Regions from separate parts of the Mus musculus genome. Here region 2 is linked to region 1. The links are chromatin loops, found by intact Hi-C in ENCODE. Cell type or tissue: left cerebral cortex. All regions are shown on one strand. Each heading gives the region's core, and the rest is flanking DNA. Links, peaks and the distances in the headings are about the cores only. Region 1 overlaps D5Ertd615e (DNA segment, Chr 5, ERATO Doi 615, expressed). Region 2 overlaps D5Ertd615e (DNA segment, Chr 5, ERATO Doi 615, expressed).

The links. A loop is a pair of places that touch in the nucleus more often than their neighbours do. Peaks named below come from ENCODE experiments on the same cell type or tissue, not always from the same donor. Only the 100,000 strongest peaks of a DNase experiment are listed, where the experiment ranks them.
Region 2: it touches region 1 in a loop (2.5-fold over the local background); 2 of 42 quality-filtered maps call a loop at or near these places.

What each region holds. Positions count from the first base shown.
Region 1 is chr5:45,125,978-45,130,376 of GRCm38, forward strand. All of the region lies in intron 5 of D5Ertd615e (DNA segment, Chr 5, ERATO Doi 615, expressed), which reads right to left. Among named protein-coding and RNA genes, the nearest start is that of Gm46912, 35 kb to the right of the region's middle. In left cerebral cortex, for the core only: no CTCF peak of the experiment used is centred there; DNase peaks (open chromatin) are centred at 2,229 and 3,092.
Region 2 is chr5:45,227,465-45,231,863 of GRCm38, forward strand. The region is part of intron 4 of D5Ertd615e (DNA segment, Chr 5, ERATO Doi 615, expressed); the gene reads right to left. Among named protein-coding and RNA genes, the nearest start is that of Gm46912, 67 kb to the left of the region's middle. In left cerebral cortex, for the core only: no CTCF peak of the experiment used is centred there; DNase peaks (open chromatin) are centred at 928, 2,512 and 2,832; H3K27ac peaks cover 893 bases.

The sequences.
Region 1 (4,399 bases), core at 295-4,294:
TATGTGTGTGGATGTCTAGTAAGTGGTGTCTGTCACGTGTGTGCAAGGTGCCCATAAACATCAGGAGTGGATGCCAGATCCCCCAGACCCAAAGTAACAAGTAGTTGTGAGTTTCCCAATGTGGGTACTGGGAACTGAACTAGGGGCTTCTGGAAGAGTCGTATCTCCTGCCCAAATTAATTCATTAATTTGTAACTGTATCCATGCACTTTTCCAATGACACTTTGCAGACTTTCCCACCAAGAGGAAAGATTTGTGTTTTCAAAGTATGAATCCAGGCTGACCTTGTGGCTTGTCCTCAGAGTGACATTACCCTAGATCTAAGCCTAAGCCCTAAGAACTCTTGTGTGCTTGTCCTCTCCCTTGTTCAACACAATGGTCATGGCATGAGAAAGCCCAAATCATCCCTCTGGAAGGTAAGGGATCAAAGAGAGAGATGGAATCAAGTCAACCAAGACCATCCCAGCGAATCAGATCCCAGCTACAATCAGCCCTTCTTAGGCTGCAAACTAATAAGTTCCTTGCCTCATGAGCAATCGCCAATGGTGGTTGCTCATAATCACTCAGATTTGGGGTGATTGTTCATATAGCAAAATCTGCTACATCTTGTAACAAACTCAAAGCTAAAGAAAACGGTCAACACTTGAGCTTCATGTGAGGCAAATGGATGGATCTGAGCATTGTACTTTGGAAGACATGTCACTAAATCTGAAAGGCTTAAGGTACCTTGAGAAAGTAAGGATGCTTCCCTCCAAAAGGCCACTGGCTTGTGTTGAGTAACAGAGAAGCAGCAGCCACTGGCATGAAAGAGATTCTGCTGCAGGGTCCTTGCAGCAGCACTCGAAAGGCAGAGAATGGCTTGGGCAATTGCAGACTAGAAGGAAAGGAATTGGACTCTGGAGTTGAAGTGGGATGGACATCTTCTATAGCCTGCTAAACCTTCCTGTGTTTCCAAGAAGGGCAAAGAGAGCAAGGCCTCATCAGCATCCACTGCTCTCCTTGTCAACCAGATGCATTCAATTAAACAAAATTTCAAAGTTACTTGGATTAATATAAATATACCCTAAATATTTCAGAACTACACATACATGCTGCCCCCAAATAAAGAATCTCCCCAAGCCTCACTCACCATCTTTGATCCTGACTGTGAAAATGATATAAATATTATTATCAGTCTTTTGATCACTTACAAATTTGTGAACCATGTTTTGAAATAATGCACTGTAATGTATACTTGAAAGAGTGCAATAACCAGGACCAGCCAGACAGTTGGTAGAGAGTGGGCCAAATGGCGGCACTTAATGAAGCATGTTCTGTCGATACTCAGCCAGGGCTGAGAACTACTGATCTGTGCTTCCCCTATTGATCCCACGAAATGGGCCAAGTCCTCAGTAGAGATTTACTTTTTCTCTGAACTGTCAAGTCTGCCTGGCTTTCTGGACAACACCTGGAATTTCTCCTCTTCCAGAGTTTCCTTTTCTTTTTTTTCTTTTTTTTTTTTCTTAAACACTATGCTTCTTGTGCTTTGAAAATTATTTCCATCTAATTTTAGCTTCATTAATAACAATTATTTAGGCCTAAGTATGTGTTCAGCTGGTTCCTCTGCTCATCTGCATGTTATTTTCAACCTCTCCTGTGAGGAGTTAATGTGTCAATTGACATATTTTCAACAAGGGACAGCAGCGGTTTGTGAGATGAGGGCGTTTTCCATCTCACACCTCTAAGAAATGGACACAGTTTCTTCCCAAGTTGGAAAGGTAGGCACTTTCACTGTCTCGTCAAGGCACCAGGTCACCTAGCTGGTTCGGCTGGCCTCAGCATGCCACTCAGTCCTTTTGTTTTTTTAACATGACAGTGACATTTTCTCAGTGTCACCTTCAGGTAAATAGCACCTGGGAGAAGAAAAGATGCCTACTCCCATAGGGCTCAAGGAAAACCTTCTCCAGAAACACCCCGCTCAACTCCCAGATGGCTTTGTCATTTAAGAAAAATGTCATTCCTTAAGCATGAATGGCAGTTTGGGTGGCACGTCTGCCTACGTCACACAGGCTTCTCAGGATGTCTTCTTAATCATTGATCCACTTCAGCCAAAATCTCGAAAGTGAGTTTTAAAAGTGATTTTTAACTTTGTTAGCCTCTGTATATATGAATGTGAGTGCAGAGTGTACGGAGGCCAGATGAGAGCATGAGAACCCTCCCCGCCCCCAGATCTCATGTGAGTTGTAGGTGGGTATGAGTCATACAGCGTGAGAACCAACCTCTGGTCCTCTACAGTACACATTCTTAGTAGCTGCGCCATCTGTCTAGACCCAGAAATTGAGTTTTAAAGAAGTAGTAAAATTAATCTAAAAGTCGACACAGAAAAAAAAATGTGTATGGAACAAAATCATTAGAGACCTCAGAGCCAAATGACAAACCAGGAAGAATTTTAAGTCGTACCAAAACTTAAAGAATGGATATTCTAAATATATAAACATCTTTGTAAAACAACACTGCACACTAAGGCATCTAATTACTATTTCCACTAACAGGAATCCAGGATTCCAGAAGCAGTAGCCCACTCCTACTCTGGGACAGAAATGTAATAGATAAGCCCCAGGGTAGGAGGCACTTAAAGAGGTGCTTCCCAGCCAAATAAGGGATAATGTGAACTTGAGTAAGAGAATTAAATGCAATGGATTGAAACACATCTGTATATTCAAAACTATCAGTTCACAATGGTATCTGAAAACAAAACAAAATTGTGTGAACAAAACATTTTGTTGAAGTCATTGGAAGCAACTAGGGCAAAGGCCATTTAGTCCAAAAGTTAATCACTGAAAAGGAAAATAATATCAGTATGTATCTATTTGTTTATTTATTTCCTTATGTTTTCTGTAAAACTCTATCTCTCTGGGTGACCAAGAGTTTGATAAAGGGGAAAATACTACATATAAATACTTCTATTTCCTGGTTGTTGGGCAGTAAGGAGCCCCTTCTACCAAGCCTCATTGCTGTGATGTACTGCCTCACTCAGACCCAGAAGCACTGGAGCCAACACAGAAAATTGGTACTGAGAATTCTGCTGTTTCTGTGACTACCTGACCATGGAGTACAGAACTTTGGAATCAGTTTGTGGGAGGAATTTAGAGAAGTTGGAGATGCAGACTACAGAAACCAATGGGTGTTGAAAGTACAGCTTAATGAATGGCACCATGGGAGCTCAGGCGAGCAGAGCACAGACAGGAAACATGGCAGAAAATGTGATGGTGGTGGGGAATCAGGAGGGAACAGGACTATTTGAAATCAGACGCAAGGTCATAAATGTTTCATTATGTAACAACTTGTCTGCATTTAGCACACGTGGGGAGACTTTGAGATAGTTTTATGATAAACTAATCAATCAAGTCAAAGCAACTGTAAGGTAGACTAGACTATGACATGGGGATTGCTGGCTGCTTTTTGCCAGGGATTGTGTGTGTGTGTGTGTGTGTGTGTGTGTGTGTGTGTGTGTGTGTGTGTGTGTGTGTGAGAGAGAGAGAGAGAGAGAGAGAGAGAGAGAGAGAGAGAGAGAGAGAAGAGAGAGAGAGAGAGAGAGATTCCCTAAGGGCTCAATGATAACTCAAGATAACTCAAGAGTTGGAATCTATCATCATAGGTTCAAGGGTAGAAAAGTGGGAACTGATTTGAAAGACTAACAATTTTGTCTAATGGAGAAGGTAGGCGGTCCTTTGAGAGGATGAAAGATATTCCCAGCATGCAATCATGTACTATAATTATAGAGCTCCCATAAGAGAGATCCATGCCTTAATTTAGTGCTTTGGATTTCAGATGCTCTGGCTACTTGGCATTATGAAGACTCTCCTTATCTCAGGTTTGATCTTGCTCCTATCCCAAACTTTATAGCACAAGCTATGAAAACACAGGTGCATCATACTCTCTCACATAAGAGATGACTTGTTAGAAGGTTAGGCCAGGGGCAAATACTATAGTCTCAAAGCACTGAGTAGCCTTCAGTATAGTGCTCTGACCAGCTTCCCATGGCTTTATCCCATGGTCAGATATAGAGTTATATAATATATAATTTAGTTTTTAGGTGATATAGTATTAGCTCATGTTTTAGGCCATATAATATTATTAATCTCAGATTTGATACCGTTTGGGGAGGGGTGCTGCAAAACTCCTGAAATCACTATTCCTGACTTCCACATCTTGTTTTGGAATTCTTTTTTGTATGTTTCTTTCCTGCTTTTATTCAGAGAAGGGGCTGGACAAAAGTTCCTGAGTATGGTTTCATAGTCATTTTGAGCTGATTTGTTATTTTAATCTTAAATTTAGTTTGTTTTAGATAAAATTTTACATATAAACAAATACAATAGCAAATGGTATTAAATATATAGTTATCCCTTAGCCCTCAGGT
Region 2 (4,399 bases), core at 207-4,206, 100 kb after region 1:
GAGACAGAGACATAGAGAGAGATGTTTACTTCTAGTTCTTTCTTATTCCCAATAAGAGCATCTAGGAAAGCTACATGACCTCAGCAGTAAAAGCATTTTGGACCAGAAATATTGTAGGGGCAGCTGTTGTATATTACAGAACATTAAGCAGCATCCTTGTCTCCTACTCACTAGATGCCCATGATTCTTTTCACTATAGCAAGAGTTCCCAAATATTATCAATTGTTCCTTGAAGATGTAAAAGAATCCCCACTGAAAACTGCTGTTCTAGAGTATATTTCTATAGAATTCCAAATGTTCCCCAAGAGTGGTCTGTCTTAGTTTTAATTCCTGTTGTTTGGACAAAAGCAATTTAAGGGAGAAAGTGTTTATTCTACCTGACAGTTCAAGTCACCATCCATTATGATGAAGAAGCCAAGGTAGCAGAAGCTTGAAGCAATAGGTCATAGTACATCCACAGTTAAAACAAGAGAGCGATGAATCCATGGGGCTGCTCTGCCTTCTTTCTCTCCTTCTAAACTCCAGGATCCCTGCTAGGGAATGTATCACCCACAGTGGGAGAGTCTTTAAACCTCAGTGAGTGTATCAAGATAATCCCACCAGGGGCCCATCTCCTGGGTAATTCTAGTCCCATCAAACTGATGAATAACACTAACCATCACACTGTTCAAATGCCACTCCTTCTCAGCATCTTTGCTGCCTCTTTGGATGCAGGGAAACTGCTCTTAACATGAGCTATTGTTCATGGTCCTTGTTTCTCTCAAGGATGAAGCCACAGGACAATCCTGGTTTTGTTGACCTGGCCAGATGTGTATGTGTCCATTTCCTCTTACAGTCGTCAACAGACACATAGGTTTCAAGTGCCTCGCTTCTCATTCAAGAATTAAGAAATTTCAGAGATTTGGCAGCAAATGTTAAAAAACCTCCATTGAATACGGACGCAAATGTTCTCCACAGAAGCTTTTGGAGCAGTGCCCAAAGGGGAGCAAGCTAAAAAGAATCAGTTTGTTCTTAAAGGCATTTCAGCCTGGATGGTTATCTGTTGTGAAGCCTAGGAGCACTGGAGGATGTTTGGCAGGGTCTCTGACCTTGAGCACCCACCTTAGAAAAGTTCATATGACAGTCAATACCATTATAGTATACATACATTTATTTATTACTTATTTTATGTGTATGAGTGCCTTGCCTGAATGTGTATCTGTGTATGAAGGGCGTGCCTGGTACTCTCTGAGGCCAGAGGGGATATCAGACTCCCCAGAACTAGAGCTACAGATAGTTCTTAGCTGTCACGTGAGTGCTGGGAACTGAACCCAGCTTCTCTGAAAGAGCTGCTACTGCTTTTAACCACCAAGCCATCCCTTTAGCTCCAAGGTTTATGTACATTTTAAAACACAACAAAAATATTGACTGGAGGGACAACTTGGTAGACTCTGTATTACCCCTGTAGAGGATCCAAGTTTGGTTCCTAGCATCCACACGGAGTGACTCACAACCACCTTTAACTCCGACTCCAGGGTATCTGATCTGGCATCCATGGGTACCTGGACTTAAACATTTGAATGCACATGTGTGAATGCACATACATATGTTTTTCTTTCTTTTATTGAAAATAGATTTTTTCATATGATATATTTTGATTATGGTTTCTCCTCTCCCCTCCTACTCCTAGTTTCTTCCTGTCTGCCCCCTCATCTGGATCTTTTTTGTCTCTGGTTACAAAATAGAAAATAAGAAATAATAATAAAATTAGATAAATCAAAAACAAACAAATCATAACAGGACGAAACAGCCAAACAAGATAAGAGCCAACAGAAAAAAAGACACGAGGAACACAATAGATGCAGGGACACATGTGTGTTCATATTCAGGAATCCCATACAAACCCCAAACCAAAAGTCATAGTATATACACAGAGGACCTGTAAGGTAGGAAAAAAACTGCTTTTAAAAAATAAAAAATAAAAATTTCAAATGAGCTACTATATACATACACATGTTCAAGTATAATAGGAAACTGTAGAAGATATTTATTATAAGCTAAATCCAAGCCAATCATTACTGGATGTGTGACCTTAGCCAAGTCAGAGCTCAGGGTCTGCTCCAAAATGAGACTGTGGGATAAGAGAATTGATCACACCATTGCTCCCAGCCCCATTAGGCAGTAAAGCCTATCAGAAAACAGATGTGTGATCCTTTTAGAATGACAACAACAGCTGAAGGGAAGCAGTGTGTTCACGAAAACTCAACCCTCTATTTAACTAACCCACTCCTACGTGATTGGCATTCCTCATTCAGGAAGTGAAGGGACCTTTGAGACATGAGGCATCTGGTGATGACCATTACGTTCTGGGGAAACAGAAACATGGGCTGTAGGGTGGATAACTTGGATGCTTTCTGTCTCTCTTACACTGAAACCTAAGGAATTCCCATCACAGTTGCATGCAGATCTACAAGACCTGTATGGGGTAGAATGCTCCTTGATAAACCAGACTCTCAACACTTGGGAATCCGTCAAGTCTGTGAGTGTTTCCAAATGGGAGGAGAGAGGTAAATGCTAAGTCACTTCCCTGCTCTATCTCCCTATAGCCCACTTGCTCTTGAGAAGAAAGTGTTCCTTCCTCTTCCATATCTAAGCCAGCCTCACTTGTGTTTCTGACTTCCAAGGCTGCATCCTTGTCTTCCTGGTCACTGCCTTCCCACAAAAAACCTCTGTATTTGATATCCACACTATCACAGACACAAGGCAGTTGTAGGTAGCAGATTCCTGCTGAAGTTGGGGAGGCAGCCAAGAAGATTTATAGAGAGCAGAAAATAGCTTCCAATTAAACGTTAAACACTGAACAAGAAAGGCAGCTTGCACCCCTTGCTAAGGAGGATGCCAGATCACTTTGTCATTGCTGTTTTTGTTAGCACCCCAAGAAGCCACATGGCTCTTCATCTCTCCTACTCTAAGCTTCCAGACACCAGAAACTTCTTGCCTTGCCTTCTTATCTACACTGAGCTCACCATGACCCCTACAATGGCCTGCATGATGTAGGAAAGGTATAAGGGAGCTTGCCTTCATCAGCTAATATGTCCACTCATTCCTTAAAACCACAGATTTATTTATGCAAGCAAAAAAAGCTTGTCTTTTATAGACAGTACATCAAAAAAGTCTCATTTTCCTTATAACTTTTCCACTCATTCTCTGCAACTACAAAAAAAAAAAAAAAAAAAAAAAGAAAAGAAAAAAGAAAATAAAAATAGGCATTTGCCATGCATGGTGGCACATGCTTTAATCTCAGCACTCAAGAGGCAGAGGCAGGAGAATTTCTATGAAGGCAAAAACCAGCCTGGTCTACTACAGTGAGGTTCAGGATATCCACTTCTATGTAGAGAGACCCTGTCTAAAAAAATAATAATAAATAAATAAATACCTAAAGTGAACAAAGTGATTATTTTCAAATTACCTATTTCTGGATTTCTCTGATCATGTGGCCTCATCTGATTTGTCTTTGTTGTGATTTCAGTATGGAATGTCCTGCTCGCTATGAATGGGCAGCCCTGTCTGGAAGGTTATAGAACCTTTAGGCAGTGGAACTGTGCTGAAGGAAGGGACTGAGTGGTGGGATCTGAGGTTTACTAGCCTCTTTACTCCTTGCTTCCTGACTGTGAATGGCAACTGTGAATTGCATGTGACCAGATGACCCTCATGCTTCCCCATCATGATAGGTTGTACCCCCTTAAACTGTGAGCCAGAATAAGCCCTTCCCCCTGGAAGTTGCTACCTGTCAAGCATTTCATCTAAGCAACTAGTATCACCATAGTAACTAAGGCAGTTTTTAGATGGATAACTTCCTGAGAAACGAAAAGCACTAAGCCATCACTCAGCCAAGGAGGTTAGGATGATTTCTATGTGCTCAGCCCAGGGAGTGGCACTATTAGGAAGTATGGCCTTGTTGGAGTAGGTGTGTCACTGGAGGTGTGGGCTTTAAGACCTTCCTCCTAGCTGCCTGGAAGTCAGTCTTCCACTGGCAGCCTTCAGATGAAGATGTAGAACTCTCAGCTCTGCCTGCACCATGCCTGCCTGGATGCTGCCATGCTCCCATCTTAATGATAATGGACTGAACCTCTGAACCTGTAAGCCAGCCTGAAATAAATGTTGTCCTTACAACAAGTTGCCTTGCTCATGGTGTCTCTTCACAGCAGTAAAACCCTGACTAGGACAGGATCAAGGCTTACAAGGATCAAAACTTCCTAGAATACACCGCTGATTTTCACGAATTCACAAATCCTTTGTGCAGTTGTAGAAATCCAGCTATACTCTCATCTGCATTCACTAAACAGATGCCTGAAATCCAGTAGCAGTATGAAGCAATGACAAAAGATGAAAACCAGTAAAATTATTTGAAAAAAAGAAA